Linked DNA regions of Homo sapiens: region 1 is linked to region 2. Evidence: read pairs that join two places in POLR2A ChIA-PET (ENCODE). Cell type or tissue: PC-9. All regions are shown on one strand.

Region 1 (8,000 bases), 120 kb after region 2:
CTCATCTCTACCAAATTAAAAAAAAAAAAATTAGCCAGGCGTGGTGGCATGTGCCTGTAGTCCCAGCTACTTGGGAGGCTAAGGCTGGGAGGACTGCTTGAGTCTGAGAGTTCAAGTTTGCAGTGAGCTGTGACTGCACCACTGTACTCCAGGCCAGATAAGAGTGAGACCCTGTTTCAAAAAAAAAAAAAAAAGGAAAAGAAAGGAACAGGGAGAAGGAAGGAAAAAGTGAATGTAAGGGGAAAGGGAAGGGGAGGGGAGGGGAGGGGAGTGAGGGAAGAAGGAAGGAGTGAAAGAAGGAAGGGAAGGGAAGGAAGGGAAAAAAAGGAAAGAAACAAGAAAAAGAAAGAAAGAAAGGAAAGAAAGAAAAAAAAGAAAGAAGAAAAATAAAGAAAAGAAAGAAATAAATCATAATGCCACTGTCATGTTCAAAATTGTTACGCTTTTAGGGAGATAGTATTTTATTATCTTCTGCCAGGGGGAACTGCAGAGGGTAACTGAGTGTTAAAAAAAATCACTGAGGCTAATCCAAATGTCTGCTTGACGAGGCTTTTGTGGAGCAAGGAGAGGCTTGGTGACCAGACACCTGGCGAAATGGCACTGATCCTGATATGATCCAGTGGTGCTACTCGGTGTGGCCAGGTGATTGATGGAGGGAACTCAGACCAGTTTCCAAGGTTGCCCCACCTCCCACACCACTGTCTTACAAACTTCATGTTCTGCTTTCAAGACTTTTGCCATATCCACATTCCATCTCTATTATTATTTACTTAATATTTTTCTCTAAACGTACTCGTGTTTGAAGTTAAGTGTGCTCATTATGTTTCTTCTAATAATCATTAAAGCAAATATATAATCATTCGAATGAAACAGGTCCATTTTGTGTACCAGTGCGTTGAGCACCACAAGGATACAACTATCACACCTTGGGAAACAATGATTTACATTAAAAACCACAAGTATTGGCCACTGTATCTGGAATAATACCTTGGAATAATAGCAAGAACCTCAGATATTTGTTTCTAAAACTAGACTATACATTGCATTAGCTGTAGCAGGATAATGTGGGGACACCCCTGGCATGCCATGCCTAGCTGACCCTTTTGCATTTCATCATGACGGCTCTTCAACTTTTTTTTTTTTTTTGAGACGGAGTCTCACTGTGTGGCCCAGGCTGGAGTGCAGCGGCGCGATCTCGGCTCACTACAACCTCCGCCTCCCGGGTTCAAGCGATTCTCCTGCCTCAGTCTCCGAGTAGCTGGAACTACAGGTGCCCACCACACCCAGCTAATTTTTGTATCTTTAGTAGAGACGGGGTTTCGCCATGTTGGCCAGGCTGGTCTCCAACTACTGGCCTCAAGTGCTCTGCCCATCTCGGCCTCTCGAAGTGCTGGGATTACAGGCGTGAGCCACCACGCCTGGCCTGCTCTTAAATTTTTACCCTCTGTTTAAGTTTCCAACCCAGCTCCTACCCTCACTTCCAGATGCTCTTACCTCTGATGTCAGGGAAAAAATAAAGACACGAGGCCTCTCTTCCTCCCCTTCTGTCTGTCCATTTGTCCCTGTGTGTCCTTCCTGAGTTAGGGAAGGAGGGGTCCTGTTTCTTTCTAAAGCCACTGTCTGTAGTCAGCCTCTCCTCCAGGGCCCCTCCCTTTCCTTCACGCTTCTATGTTCACTCTTCGCCATTTCCTTCTTAGCCCATAAACATTGCTAAGTGTCCCTCCTATCCCACTGTTTGAAACCAACCAACAAGCACACTTCTCCAACCCTGCCCCCTCCTCAGCACCGCCTGCCTTTGGTCTCATTGGCAAATGTCACTAGAGGGGTTTACACCCATGGCCAACTCTCGCTAGCTTTCCCTGTCACATCTCCACTCGGGATTCTGGTTTCTGCCCCACTGCCCGACACTGCTCTCGGGAAGGTATCGATGACCTTGGCATTGCCAAGTTCAGTGACCTCTTCTGAGCTTGCACCCTCCCCTGCCGGCCCACAGCACAGGCGCCTTGGATGGGAGGCTTTTTTGGAGACTTGAGTCTGCCTTTCTCAGCCCTTGAGCCTCTCCTCTTCTTGGTGTTTCCTTCTGTCTTCTGCCTCTTGCCTGCTGCCTGGCTCTCTGCTCCCCCCAGTCCAGCAAATGCCAAAATAGGCTCCTGATGCTCCTGTCCTGTGCGGTCAGATGAATCCAGACAATGCTGCAGGCTGTATATCTCACTCGCAGGGCCCCAGTGCACATTAGCCTATTAGGCAGTGAGAAACTCTGTGCTACAGAAAAATTTGATGAGCTCAGGGTTCCCAACACGTATTTGACCACAGAATCCTCTTTTTTTGAGAGGAGGGAGGGTAACATCTTTTTTGTCCTGAGAAAAGTCCTGATGAACTGAGGAATTCGGGTTTTATGGATAGGATACACCCCTTTGCCACTCTCTATACCTGCATTGTCAATAGAGTAGCCCTTAGCAAGCTGTGACCGCTGAACACATGCAGTGTTTCCATGGTACTGGTTTGTATCTGTCTTTTAACATTACACATCGTCTAACTGGTGCTGTTGTTAATCTGTGTAGTTACGGTGTCAGTGGCTCTGACTGCAGACCAGGGACTGTGTCTAACACATTTCTGTAATAGCAAGCTGAGCACAGCGTGTTGGCTACCTGCAGTCAGGGAATATTTGTTAGGGGATAGAATATTGTGTTGGTCCTAGGCCTGTTTGTGCCCAGGTCCATTTCTCACCTTTTCCCTGTTCTGCTCTGGGCTGCAAAAAAGCCAATCCTGCAGGCTGTTTTTTCTAAGCTTCTGTTCTATTTGGCCTCTGCCTGGGTTTGGCCAATGAGAGGAAACTCTGGCAGGAGACTGAATGTTACAGGGTGGAGTAGGAAAAATGTCCTCTCTCCAGAAGAGTGACATGATTAAAAAGTTTTTTGTCTGTTAAGTAATGAATGGAAATGCTGGGCTTGCATCTTACACAAACTTGGAGTTCAAGAATTCAGATGAATTAACACAAAAATTGGCCAGGTATGGTGGCTCACACCTGTAATCCAAGCACTTTGGGAGGCCGAGGTGGGCAGATCACTTGAGGTCAGGAGTTCTATTAGCGGTAAATGTGCTCAGACTTTGTCTGAAAATGTATTTATTTCTCTGTCATCCATGAATTAGATTTCTAGCTGGACAGTTATTTTTTCTCTGTGTTGTGTGTTATGTGCAGCCAGTCTAATTGCTGTTCATGTGGTTATTCTGGTTTTTCTTGGTGCTCACTTGAGGTCTGAGCACAAAGGAATCAATATTACTGTAGAAAAATGTTTACTGAATGTAGCTGGAAAATTACACATTTAACATTATTTTCAGATATTTCACTTTAAAGAAAAAGAACTTCCTAATCTCCCCAGGTAGCCTCCTCTGTTATTTTACTGGACCTATTGCTAACATTTAGTAGAGATGAAACCCCATCTCTATTAAAAATACAAAAATTAGCCAGGGGTGGTGGCGTCTGCCTGTAGTCCCAGCTACTTGGGAGGCTGAGGCAGGAGAATCACTTGAACCTGGGAGGCAGAGGCTGCAGTGAGCTGAGATCGTGTCACTGCACTCCAGCCTGGGCGATACAGCAAGACTCCATCTCAAAAAAAGAAAAAGAAAAACAAAAAACAACACAAAAATTGGTCACTAGCTGGTGATACCCTTAGGGTGACTGGCCAAAGGAATGGTGCAACTGGCCTGGAGGGTCACACTCACAACTGTGGCTCCATGAGATTCCACAGAAAAACCAAGTCTCATTAAAGATGAGCTCAAAGTAAAAAAAAAAAAAAAAAAATTACAAAAAACGGGAAAAATCCACCATAAATTGAAAAATGAGGATTAGAACACCAAGAACATATGACAGTAGAACAAAAATACACATGGAGATGTAAAATATATATGTTTAACATTACTCAAGACACATAATGAAGGGCTTGAAGCCATAGGTAGTCTATTAAAAGAAAGAATAAGGAGAGTTGAAAAAGAATAAAAATGGCAAATATTGTCATGGAAATGATAAATTAATAGATTAAATAGCAGATTAAACACATCCTAGGAATTAGTAAACCTAAAAACAGATGTGAAGAATTATTTAGAATGTAGCCCAGAAAGAAACAGAGATGGAAGGCTGGGCATGGTGGCTCACACCTGTAATCTGAGCACTTTGGGAGGCCAAGGCGGGTGGATCACCTGAGGTCAAGAGTTCAAGACCAGCCTGGCCAACAGGGTGAACCGTCTCTACTAAAAATACAAAAAATTAGCGGGGCATGGTGGCGGGTGCCTGTAATCCCAGCTACTCAGGAGGCTGAGGCAGGAGAATTGCTTGAACCTGGGAGGCAGAGGTTGTTGTGAGCCAAGATCGTGCCATTGCACTAAAAAAAGAAAAAAAAGATGGAAAACATAAAACGGAAGTTAAGAGACACAGAGGACAGAATGACAAGGCCCAACATACATCTGACAGGTAGTCCAGGAGAAGGGAATAGAAAGAATTGAGAGAGGTAATATTGAGATTATAATGGCTGAGACTTTTCTAGAATTGAAGAATGATACAATGCCTCAAATTCAGAACAATGGCTTCTGATTAGGAAAAAAATAAATCCATACCAGAACACCAAGGAGGGAAGAAAAAACATGATTAAACAGTCAGAAAGAAAAATCAGAATAACCACATGAACAGCAATTAGACTGGCTGCACATAACACACAACACAGAGAAAAAAATAACTGTCCAGCTAAAAATCTAAATCACAGATGACAGAGAAATAAACACATTTTCAGACAAAGTCTGAGCGCATTTACCACTAATAGACATGACTGGAAAAACTATTAAAAGACGTATTTCAGGAAGAAGGAAATTACATAAGAAGGAAAAAGAAAAGAGATATGAGAAATGGTGAGCCAAAATACTAGTAAATGTGTAAGAAATCAAAATAATCATTGACTGTATAAAACAACAATAATACTAAGTTGGCAGGTATAAATACAAGGTGAAGTTAAAACACAAAAATGTAATAACATGAAAGACATAAGAGAATCATTAGAGATAAATCATCCTCCTTGCATTGATCAGCAGAAGGAAGAGATATTGATCAAAGGCAAACAGGTATGTTAAAAATGGAAAGGTAACCACTCAAAGAACAGACATAGACTACATAATTTCCCAACCAGTAGAGGGCAATAAAAGAAACAAAGAAACTTGATCAGTGCGACAGAAGTCCCTGTGTCAGCAGAACAAAAAGGGGCAAAGAAAATGCCTGGTAAATAGAAAATACATAATAAAATAGATACAAATAAAAGTATTAAATTGTTTTAATCAATGTAAATGGCTTAAATCTGTCAGTGAAAAGAGAGGCTCTGGATTAAAAATCAGGTCATAGAAGTGTTGGAAGTAGTGGGCTAGAAAAAGCTATCCAAATAAAAATTCTAAAAGCAACTGGGGAGGTTTTATTACAACAGACAAATTAGGCTTTAAGGACCCGTATGAGATGGTAGAAACATTCACCAGGAAGAAGAATAATTCTGATCTTATTTGCAACTAACAGGAAAGCCTCAAAGTGTAAAATAAAAAAACAACTAACAGGAAAGCCTCAAAGTGTAAAATAAAAAACTAAGACCCATACCCCACCTCCCTCCAAAAAAAAGAAAAAACTGACATATCTATAATCGTAGTAGAGTTTAATATAGTTCTCTCAATGAAAATTAATGAGAATATGAAAGATTTGAACACTATTAACAAGGTTAACATATGAACACACATACAAGAGACTATACATTCTTTTTCCATAGAACCAGGCTGGGCGTGCTGGCTCACTCACGCCTGTAATCCCAGCACTTTGGGAGGTCGAGGTGGGCAGATCACTTGAGGTCAGGAGTTCGAGCCCAGCCTGGCTAACATGGCGAAACCCCATCTCTATTAAAAACGCAAAAATTAGCTGAGTGTGGTGACAGGCGCCTGTAATCCCAACTACTCAGGAGGCTGAGGTGCGAGAATCACTTGAACCCAGGAGGCAGAGGTTGTAGTGAGCCAAGATTGTGCCACTGCACTCTAGCCTGGGTGACAGAGTAAGACACTGTCTCAACAACAACACAAAGAACCCACAGAACCAATTTCAACAAACACCAAGGAATCAATATTACTGTAGAAAAATGTTTACTGAATGTAGCTGGAAAATTATACATTTAACATTATTTTCAGATATTTCACTTTAAAGAAAAAGAACTTCCTAATCTCCCCAGGTAGCCTCCTCCGTTATTTTACTTGACCTATCGCTAACATCTGTGATTGCTGATGACTCGATCCTCATGAGATCCTTTTTCACTCGTCTTCCAGGTCACCACCTCTCCTCTCCTCATATCCTCCCACCTCACTGGTCTGCCCTTCCACGGCTCCTTTGCTCGTTCCTCCTCAACTCTCCAGACTTCTAATGTCGCAGTGCCCTAAGATTCAGTCCTTGGAACTTTCCTCGACATACTCAGAGCCTTGGTGACCCAGTTCATTCTCATGGCTTATTTATGTACTGATAGGCTCCCAAATTTACACTCCAGCCTGAACATCTTCCCTGAACTTCTTCACACGTTCTGCTGTATACTCAGTATCCCCATTCAGATGTCTAAAAGGCACATCAAAGTAACATCAAAAGCCAAACCCCTAATCATCTCCCAACCTGCTCCTCTATAATTTTCCACCTCAGTGGATGGCAATATCATCTCTCCAGCTGCTCACGCCACCTGATACTTCTCACACTTCACATTCAATCCACCTGTGGGATCCCTCTTCACAATACATCCAGACCACTTCTCACACGTCCCCCATGGCTGTTCTGATCCAAGTTATCATCATCTTGTGCTTGGATTACTGAAGTAGCTTTCCAATGGATCTCCTGGCTTCTGATCCCTTCCCCTCTTTAATCTGGCAAGGCAGAGCAGTACTGTTAAAACACACCAGATCATGTCACTCCTTTCATTAAAACCCTTGGCTGGGTGCGGTGGCTCACGCCTGTAATCCCAGCACTTTGGGAGGCCGAGGTGGGTGGATCACCTGAGGTCAAGAGTTGGAGACCAGCCTGGCCAACATGGTGGAACCCCGTCTCTACTAAAAATATAAAAATTAGCTGGGCATGGTGGTGGGCACTTGTAATCCCATCTACTTGGGAGGCCGAGGCTGGAGAATTGCTTGAACCCAGGAGGCAGAGGTTGCAGTGACCGGAGATCATGCCATTGCACTCCAGCCTGGGCGACAAGAGTGAAACTCCATCTCAAAAAAAAGAAATAAAAATAAAAATAATAAAAACCCTCCAATGGGTTCTTCTCACTCCAAACAAAAGCCAAAGTTTATAAATAGCCCACAAGAACCTAAACAACCTCCTTCATTTCCTAGGTCACACCCAGACCCTCGCTTCCTCCTTCTCTCCTGCTCTTCCCTCTTCCCACCGCACAGGCCTCCGCACTATTCCTCAGGCACCACAGGATGCTCCTGCTGCAGGGATTTTGCAGGTGCAAAATCTGCCCAGAATGATCTTCCAGATATCCGCATGGCTCCCTCCAGATATCCTCACACCCCTCCAGTCTCTGCCTGCCGTCACTATCTCAGAGAGGTTTTATCTGAGTATTTTATTCAAAATAAAATCCCTCTGGATCCACCTCCCTTGCAGAACTCCCATTCCTCTTCCCTGCTTCATTTTTCTAAGATGCTACACACTTCACATTCTCATTTTGTTCGTTTTCTGTTTTAGCCTACTCAAACACCAGCTCCAAGATGGCAGAAATTTTTGTCTTATAATTTGCCACATCCCCAGTGTCTGACACACAGGAGGGCTTCGATAAGCATTTATGGAATGTGATGTGAAGATACACTCTGAGCTTCAGGAGACAGTACAGCAGTGTTGACTACAGGCAGTCAGAGAAATTGATGAAAACTTCCTGGTAGGTCCTTTTTGGTAGACAAGAAGAGTGGGCAAAGAAGAAAGATGAGAGATCATGGCTACTATCAGGTTG
Region 2 (8,000 bases):
AAAACAAGTTCTTAGAGACCTATGAAGAGATTTAGATTCCCACACAATAATAATGGGAGACTTCAACACCCCACTGACAGTATTAGACAGATCATTGAGGCAGAAAATTAACAAAGCTATTCAGGACCTGAACTGAACACTTGACCAAAGTAACCTGATAGACATCTACAGAGTGCTCCACCTAAAAACAACAGAATATACATTCTTCTTATCACCAAATGGCACATACTCCAAAATCAACCAGACAATCAGACATAAAACAATACTCAGCAAAATAAAAAAACCTGAAATCATACCAACCACATTCTCAGACCACAGTGCAATAAAAATAGAAATCAATACTAAGAAAATCATTGAAATCACACAATTACATGGAAATTAAACAACCTGCTCCAAAATGACTTTTGGGTAAATAACGAAATTAGGTCAGAAATAAAAAAATTCTTCCAAACTAATGAGAACAAAGATATGACATACAAGAATCTCTGGGACACAGCTAAGGCAGTGTTAATAGGGAAGTTTATAGCACTAAATGCCCACATGAAACAGACAGATCCCAAATTAACAACCTAATATTACAACTAGAAGACCTAGGAATGCATGAGCAAACCAACCCCAAAGCTATTGGAAGACAAGAAATAACCAAAATCAGAGCTGAACTAAAGGAAATTGAGACACAAAAACCATACAAAAGATCAACAAATCCAGAAATCGGTTCTTTGAAAGAAATTAATCAGATAGATAGATCACTAGCTAGACTAATAAAGAAAAAACGAGAGAAGATCCAAATAAATACAATTAGAAATTACAAAGAGGAGGTTACCACTGGCCCCACAGAAATACAAAACACCTTTAGAGACTACTTTGAATACCTCTATGCACACAAACTAGAAAATCTAGAAGTGGATAAATTCCTGGACACATACAGCTTCCTAAGACTGAACCAGGAATAAACTGAATCCCTGAACAGACCAATAATGAGTTCTGAAATTGAATTAGTAATAAAAAGCCCACCAACCAAAACAAACAAACAAACAAACAAAAAAGGTCCAGGACCAGAGGGATTCTCAGCCAAATTCTACCTGATGTATAAAGAAAAGCTGGTACCATTCCAACAGAAACTATTACAAAAAATTGAGGAGGAGGGACTCCTCCCCAACTCATTCTATGAGGCCAGCATCATTCTGATACCAAAACCTGTCAGAGACACAACAACAACAAAAATAAAAAGAAAAGAAAAATTCAGGCTGATATTTTTGATGAACATAGATGCACAAATTCTCAACAAAATGCTAGCAAACTGAATCCAACAGCACATGCAAAGTTGGTTTAACATATGCAAATTGGCCGGGCACAGTGGCTCATGCCTGTAATCCCAGCACTTTGGGAGGCCTAGACGGGCAGATCACGAGGTCATGAGATCGAGACCATCCTAGCTAACACGGTGAAACCCTGTCTCTACTAAAAATACAAAAAATTAGCTGGGTGTGGTGGTGGGTACCTGTAGTCCCAGCCACTTGGAAGGCTGAGGCAGGAGAATGGCATGAACCTGGGAGGCGGAGCTTGCAGTGAGCCGAGATTGCGCCACTGCATTCCAGCCTGGCTGACAGAGCAAGAGTCCGTCTCAAAAAAAAAAAAAAAAGAAAAAGCTATTTTGAAATTCATATGGAACCAAAAAAGAGCTCGAATAGCTAAGGCAACCCTAAGCAAAGCTGAAGGCATCACCTTACCCAACTTCAAACTATATACTACAGGGCTACAGTAACCAAAACAGCATGGTACTGGTACAAAAACAGACATATAGACCAATGGAACAGTAGAGAGAGCCCAGAAATAATGCCATACACCTATAACCATCTGATCTTCAACAAAGTTGACAAAAAAAAAGAGTAATGGCAAAAAAAAAAAAAAAAAGCAATGGAAAGTACTCCTTATTCAATAAATGGTGCTAGAATAAATGGCTAGCCACATGCAGAAGATTGAAATTTGACCCCTTCCTTACACCATATACAAAATCAACTCAAGATGGATTAAAGACTTATGTGTAAAAACTCAAACTATAAAAACACTGGAAGATAACCTAGGACATGCCATTCTGGACATAGGACTTGGTGAAGATTTCATAATGAAGACACCAAAAGCAATTGCAACGAAACAAAAATTGACAAATGGCATGTAATTAAATTAAAGAGCTTCTGCACAGCAAAAGAAACTATCAACAGAGTAAACAGACAACCTACTGAGAGAAAATATTTGCAAACTATACATCTGACAAAGGTCTAATATCCAGAATCTATAAGGAACTTAAACAAATTTACAAGCAAAAACAACCCCATCAAAAAGTGGGCAAAGAACATGAACAGACACTTTTCAAAAGAAGACATATATGCAGCCAAAAAGCATATGAAAAATGCTCAACATCACTAACCATTAGAGAAATGCAAATGAAAACTACAAGATACCATCTCACACCATTCAGAATGGCTATTATTAAAAAGTCAAAAAATAATAGATGTTGGCGAGGTTGTGGAGAAAAGAGAATGCTTATACAGTGCTGATGGGAGTGTAAATTAGTTCAGCCATTGTAGAAATAAGTGTGGCAACTCCTCAGTGAACTTAAAACAGAATTACCATTTGACCCAGCAATCCCATTACTGGGTATATACCCAAAAGAATATAAATCATTCTACCATAAAGATACATCCATGCATATGTCCACTGCAGCCTATTCACAATAGTAAAGACACATAATCAACCTAAATGCCTATCAATGGTAGACAGGATAAAGAAAATGTGGTATATATACATCATGGAATATTATGCAGCCATAAAAAGAATGAGATCATGTCCTTTGCAGCAACATGGATAGAGGTGGAGGCATTATCCTTAGCAAACTAAGACAGGGACAGAAAACCAAATACCACCTGTTCTCACTTGTAAGTGGGAGCTAAACAAGGAGAACACGTGGATACTAGGAGGGAAACAACAGACACTGGGGCCTGCTTGAGAGTGGAGGGTGGGAGGAGGGAGGGGATCAGAAAAAACACCTATCAGTCACCCATTTCTGGGATGGGGGATAGGTACTAGATAGCTTCAGGGCAGGGGCTGGTCACCAGAAGAACCAACCCTGTGATTAGAGGGCTGGAACTTTTAGCTTCATCTCCTGACTTCTGGGGAGGAAAAGTGAGTGGGGATTGAGTTCAATCATATAGCCGATGATTCAGTCAATTATGCCTACATAACAGAAGCCCATATAAAAACCCTGGAACAACAAGGTTTGGAGAGAGAGCTTCTGGGCTGGCGAACACCTCCATGTGCTGGGAGGCGCATGTGTCTGGAGAGGTGTGGAAGTTCTGTGCCCCCGCCCTATACATCTCCATTTGGCTATTCCTGACTTGCATCCTTTATAAGAAAACTGCAATCGTAAGTGCAGTGTAGCCTTTTCATGAGTTCTGTAGTCATTCCAGCAAATTATCATGAGTCATGGGACTCCCCCCCCAAATCTGTAGCCAGGTCAGACAGAAGTGTGGGTAGTGCGGGTAGCCTGGGGACCTGGAACTCGTGTTTGGCATCTGTAGTGGGGACAGGCTTGTGGGAACTGAGCTCCTTAACCTGTGAGGTCTACACTAACTCCAGTTAGCTAGTGTCAAATTGAATCGTAGGACACTTGGTCAAAGAATTATTGTTGGAAACTACCAGGGTACTTAAATTGTTTGCTCATAAACCCTCCCACTTTGAATGGGCCCAACCAACATTTACTCCAGTGACTCTTATCTGAGCTTCCTGGCTGATCTTTTTTTTTTTGAAACAGAGTCTCGCCGTGTCACCTAGGCTAGAATATAGTGGCATGATCATAGCTCAGTGTAACCTGAAACTCTTGGGCTCAAGCAACCCTTCTGCCTCAGCCTCCTGAGTAGTTGGGACTACAGGGGTGTGCCACCATGCCCAGCTATTTTTGCATTTTTTGTAGAGACAAGATCTTGCTATGTTGCCCAGGCTGATTTCGAACTCCTGGGCTCAGGCAATCCACCTGCTTTAGCCTCCCGAGTGCTGGGATTATAGGCATGAGCCACCGCACCTGGCCCCACTTCCATTTTTTTTGTGGTTACACATTCCTTCTACACACATATCAATATGTTCACATGTTCAAGTCTTGCAGGCTTGAGAGCCATTCTTTGCATATCTCTGCTCCTGTCCATTCTGTTTTGATGACACAGCCTAATTTTAGCCTGAAGTATTGATAGCTCAGTCTTTGTTTAGCTTTGGGCCTTGGCATCCCTGTCCTCTTTTGGAGTTGTGGCTAGAAGTCCTCAAATGCTTCCTGGCTTGTCGTGCAAACCTCACAAGTATCTTTATATTGTACATCTCTGGACTGCAGAGGTGTGACTGTCCAACATCACCATGATTTAGCACTAACTGGAATTTAAAGAGTAACCTGCTTCTCCAGTCTCTGACTCAGCTAGTTCAAATGTCTGCAGTATTTCCTCTCATCCTCACCCACTGGGACACTAAGACTGCTTCGGACTCACCCCACAAGCAGAGGGGGCTGATAAATTAGAGCTGAATTACATACAACTCCCATCTGCCAAAAAAAACCCCTCAACTGCATGTTACAAGCTATGGTGTAAAATTCCTTCCTTGTAAGAGACAAAACAAAAACTCCAGAGAGCCATAAACTTGCTCAAATTCTGACCCTGAAATTCCACTTCCAGACCTAAGGAAATAATCAGAGATACAAAGAATTATGTAAAAGTTCTAAACTGTAATATTACTTACAAAGTGAAAAAGTAGAAATAATCTAAATATCTAACAAAGAACAATATAATGTTTATATGATATGCAGCGATTTAAAATGTTTTTGAAGCAATTTAAAGACATTCAAGGTCTCATAGCATCATGCTAAATGAACATAGTGGAATGTCAACTCTATGCATTAAGGCTAGGTAAGGTTAAAATGTATATATTATGTGCATCAAAAGAGACCTGAAGAAAATCTCAAAACCATCACCAGAAGCTTTCATCTTTTTTTTTTTTTTTTTTTTTGAGGTGGAGTTTCGCTCTTGTCGCCCAGGGTAGAGTGCCGTGGCGCGATCTTGGCTCACTGCAACCTCCGCCTCCTGGGTTCAAGCGATTCTTGTGCCTCAGCCTCCTGAGTAGCTAGGATTACAGGCACCTGCTATGACGCCCAGCTCATTTTTGTATTTTTTAGTAGAGATGGGGTTTTGCCATGTTGGCCAGTCTGGTCTCAAACTCCTGACCTCAGCTGATCCGCCAGCCTCAGTCTCCCAAAGTGCTGGGATTATGGGCATGAGCCACCATGCCGGGCCCAGAAATTTTCACTTAATGTGAAATTATGACTAACTTATTTTCCCAAGTTATAAAAGTGAGTGTATATTACTTTTGTAATCCTAATTTAATAGTTTTCTAAAAGTACTGTCTACCCCACAGCACTGCTTGATGTCTTCTGAGTGACTCCAAGGAGAGTAGCCTTTTCTATTTTGGCTCTATCCATCTTCCCATTTTCATTGATCACTGTCTCCCACGTACTGCTTTCCAGCCACATGGAACCTCTCACCATTCTTTCCACACAACAGGCCTTTTCATCACTCTGTGCCTTGGCATTTGGTGCTCCTTCAGCCTGGAATACTCTTTACTCTCTTCCATACTCACTCTTCTTCCAAATGCACTTCAAATGCTAGTTTCAGGTTCCTGAAGACACAGTTAGTCTTCAGGACTGTGCTCTGTAGTTGTTTTACACCTGCTCCAGCATTTATCATGTGGTCATGTGACTCATTTACAACTTGCCTTCCCCACTAAATTGTGAGCCTGTCTTGGGGTAGATGTATTATTTACTGTTGTATCATTACTACCTAGCACAAAGCCGACTATGTGCTAGGTAGTGGTGATACAACAGTAAACAATACATCTAAATACACTTATTTAACGTTCTTATTACAAAGAATGCTAAATAAGTTAATTTAAAATTTACTGTTATCTCTTTTCAAAAAGAATCAAAGGCCAGATGCAGTGTCTCGCTCTTGTAATCTCAGCACTTTGGGAGGCCGAGGCAGAACGATTGCTTGAGCCCAGGAGTTCTAGACCAGCCTGTGCAACATGGTGAGACCCCATCTTTACAAAAAATTTAAAAATTAGCTGCACGTGGCATGTGCCTATAACCCTAGCTACTCGGGAGGCTGAAGTGGAAGCATCGCTTGAGCTTAGGAGATTGAGGCTGTAGTTAACTGTGATCACACCACTGCACTCCAGCCTGGGTTATGGAGTGAGACCCTGTTTCAAAACAAAAATAAAAACAAAAAACAGGCCGGGCACAGTGGCTGAGGCCTGTAATCCCACCACTTTGGGAGGCGGAGGCGGGTGGATCACCTGAGGTCAGGAGTTCGAGGCCAGCCTGACCAACATGGCAAAACCCCGTCTCTACTAAAAATACAAAAATTAGCTAGGTGTAGTAGTGGGTGCCTGTAATCCCAGCTACTTGGGGGGCTGAGGCAGGAGATTCACTTGAAACCTGGAGGTGGAGGTTGCAGTGAGCCGAGATTGCACCATTGCACGCCAGCCTGGGTGACAAGAGCAAAACTCTGTCTCAAAACAAACAACAACAACAAAACCCCCAAAAGAATCAAACTACTGACTAAATAATGGATGAACGGACTAGTGGCAAGGCTACCAATCAAAAACTAAAACAAAAACAAAAAAACAAATCTGTGGTACTTGGCCATCCAAGCTCAGAAAAGGAATGATGTTGGAAGTAAGTTCTGTGTAAGGCTATTATACAGAGCTGAAAATGAGATAATTTTGTAAATACCAGCAAAAGACATCCTGCCCTAGATGGCATGTCTTTGGAATTTTGAATTCTGTACCTCACTGCCTGATTACAACTATAAAGGACCTAAGATTTGATTTTACTTGACTTACAAAGGCTAGTAAGTTAGGGTTTGCCACAAGGAGATGCTGAATCTGGGGGACAAAAAGAACATGAAAGGGCTCCCGTTTCCCAATCTCCTGAGATCGAATGTGTTCCCTCTCCAGGTGCTAGGGTCTCCGTGGCCATGCAGTTGGTGTGTCCCATCCCAGTAGCCATGTCTATACTTTTTCTCCAATCGTGCCCTACTTGCTTCCAGACATCTTGTCTGGAAGGGTCAGATGTAAGAGGGACAGGGGCATTTTTGCAAAATTAAAGAGAACCATTATATCCTATCTTGGCCTGTGTAGAACCCTGTAGAGGGATCTAGAGAACAGTGTACTTAACTAAGTAGTCATTATCGTCATGATATAGGACCATGTTAGTCCAATCTAGCTGAACCAGAATTAAATTTGAATTCCCTAGGCTGTCTTTTTTTAAGTAGTCGAAGGTGGTCTCTCCCCAGGGACATCTGAAGGGTATACCAACCAGGCTGGCCTGAGGATGTTGTCAGGGAAAAAAAGATGCATCATGTTTAGCAATAGTCAGTGTAGAATCTTGAATTTTCAAAATAGGTTCTATAGCTCTCCACCCTTATGGTCCAGATTATCACCTAGGAGACCAAGAGGAGATGAACTCTTTCTGGGGAAGGGTGCATTTAGTGACCATACTGCCTTACTAAGGTGTGCAGTGAGAGTTAGGGTTAGAGTCAGAAATCTTTTTGAGTTGATTTTTGAGAAGGCCTTTCCAATGTTCAAAATGATACCAGATACCTGCAAATGGGAGTGTGAAATGTCCATTGAATACCTTGACTAGTGGTCCATTGTTGAATGGCCTTTGCAATCCCTTCTCCCAAGTCTCACCGGGGTGATGTGAGCCAGACAGATGTCACACATGCAGGGAGTTGTATTACAGGAGGGGTAACACTGAGCTCAGGGACTCCACTGCTTTTATAGCAAACAGTAAGCAAGCTTGCTCTCTGTCCTGATGGGAGACATCCCTTCATTTTTCAAGGTTGCTTGCTGCAACCTAACCCTGAGAAATGTCTTGGATAAAGAGTGGTGAGAGCCTTGCATTCTTG

Evidence for each region. ChIA-PET counts read pairs that join two places held together with the same protein. Peaks named below come from ENCODE experiments on the same cell type or tissue, not always from the same donor. Only the 100,000 strongest peaks of a DNase experiment are listed, where the experiment ranks them.
Region 1: POLR2A ChIA-PET joins it to region 2 with 9 read pairs; 2 of 35 experiments call an interaction of 5 or more read pairs at or near these places.

What each region holds. Positions count from the first base shown.
Region 1 is chr2:24,223,506-24,231,505 of GRCh38, forward strand. The region is part of intron 29 of ITSN2 (intersectin 2); the gene reads right to left. Among named protein-coding and RNA genes, the nearest start is that of FAM228A, 52 kb to the left of the region's middle. In PC-9, a CTCF peak has its summit at 5,207 (motif pointing right); no DNase peak of the experiment used is centred here.
Region 2 is chr2:24,107,275-24,115,274 of GRCh38, forward strand. PFN4 (profilin family member 4) reads right to left here. Exons shown (of 5, transcript NM_199346.3): 5 at 7,535-8,000. It also overlaps a transcript of FAM228B not described here. Among named protein-coding and RNA genes, the nearest start is that of PFN4, 12 kb to the right of the region's middle. In PC-9, no CTCF peak of the experiment used is centred here; DNase peaks (open chromatin) are centred at 1,637, 3,847 and 4,397; H3K27ac peaks cover 4,022 bases.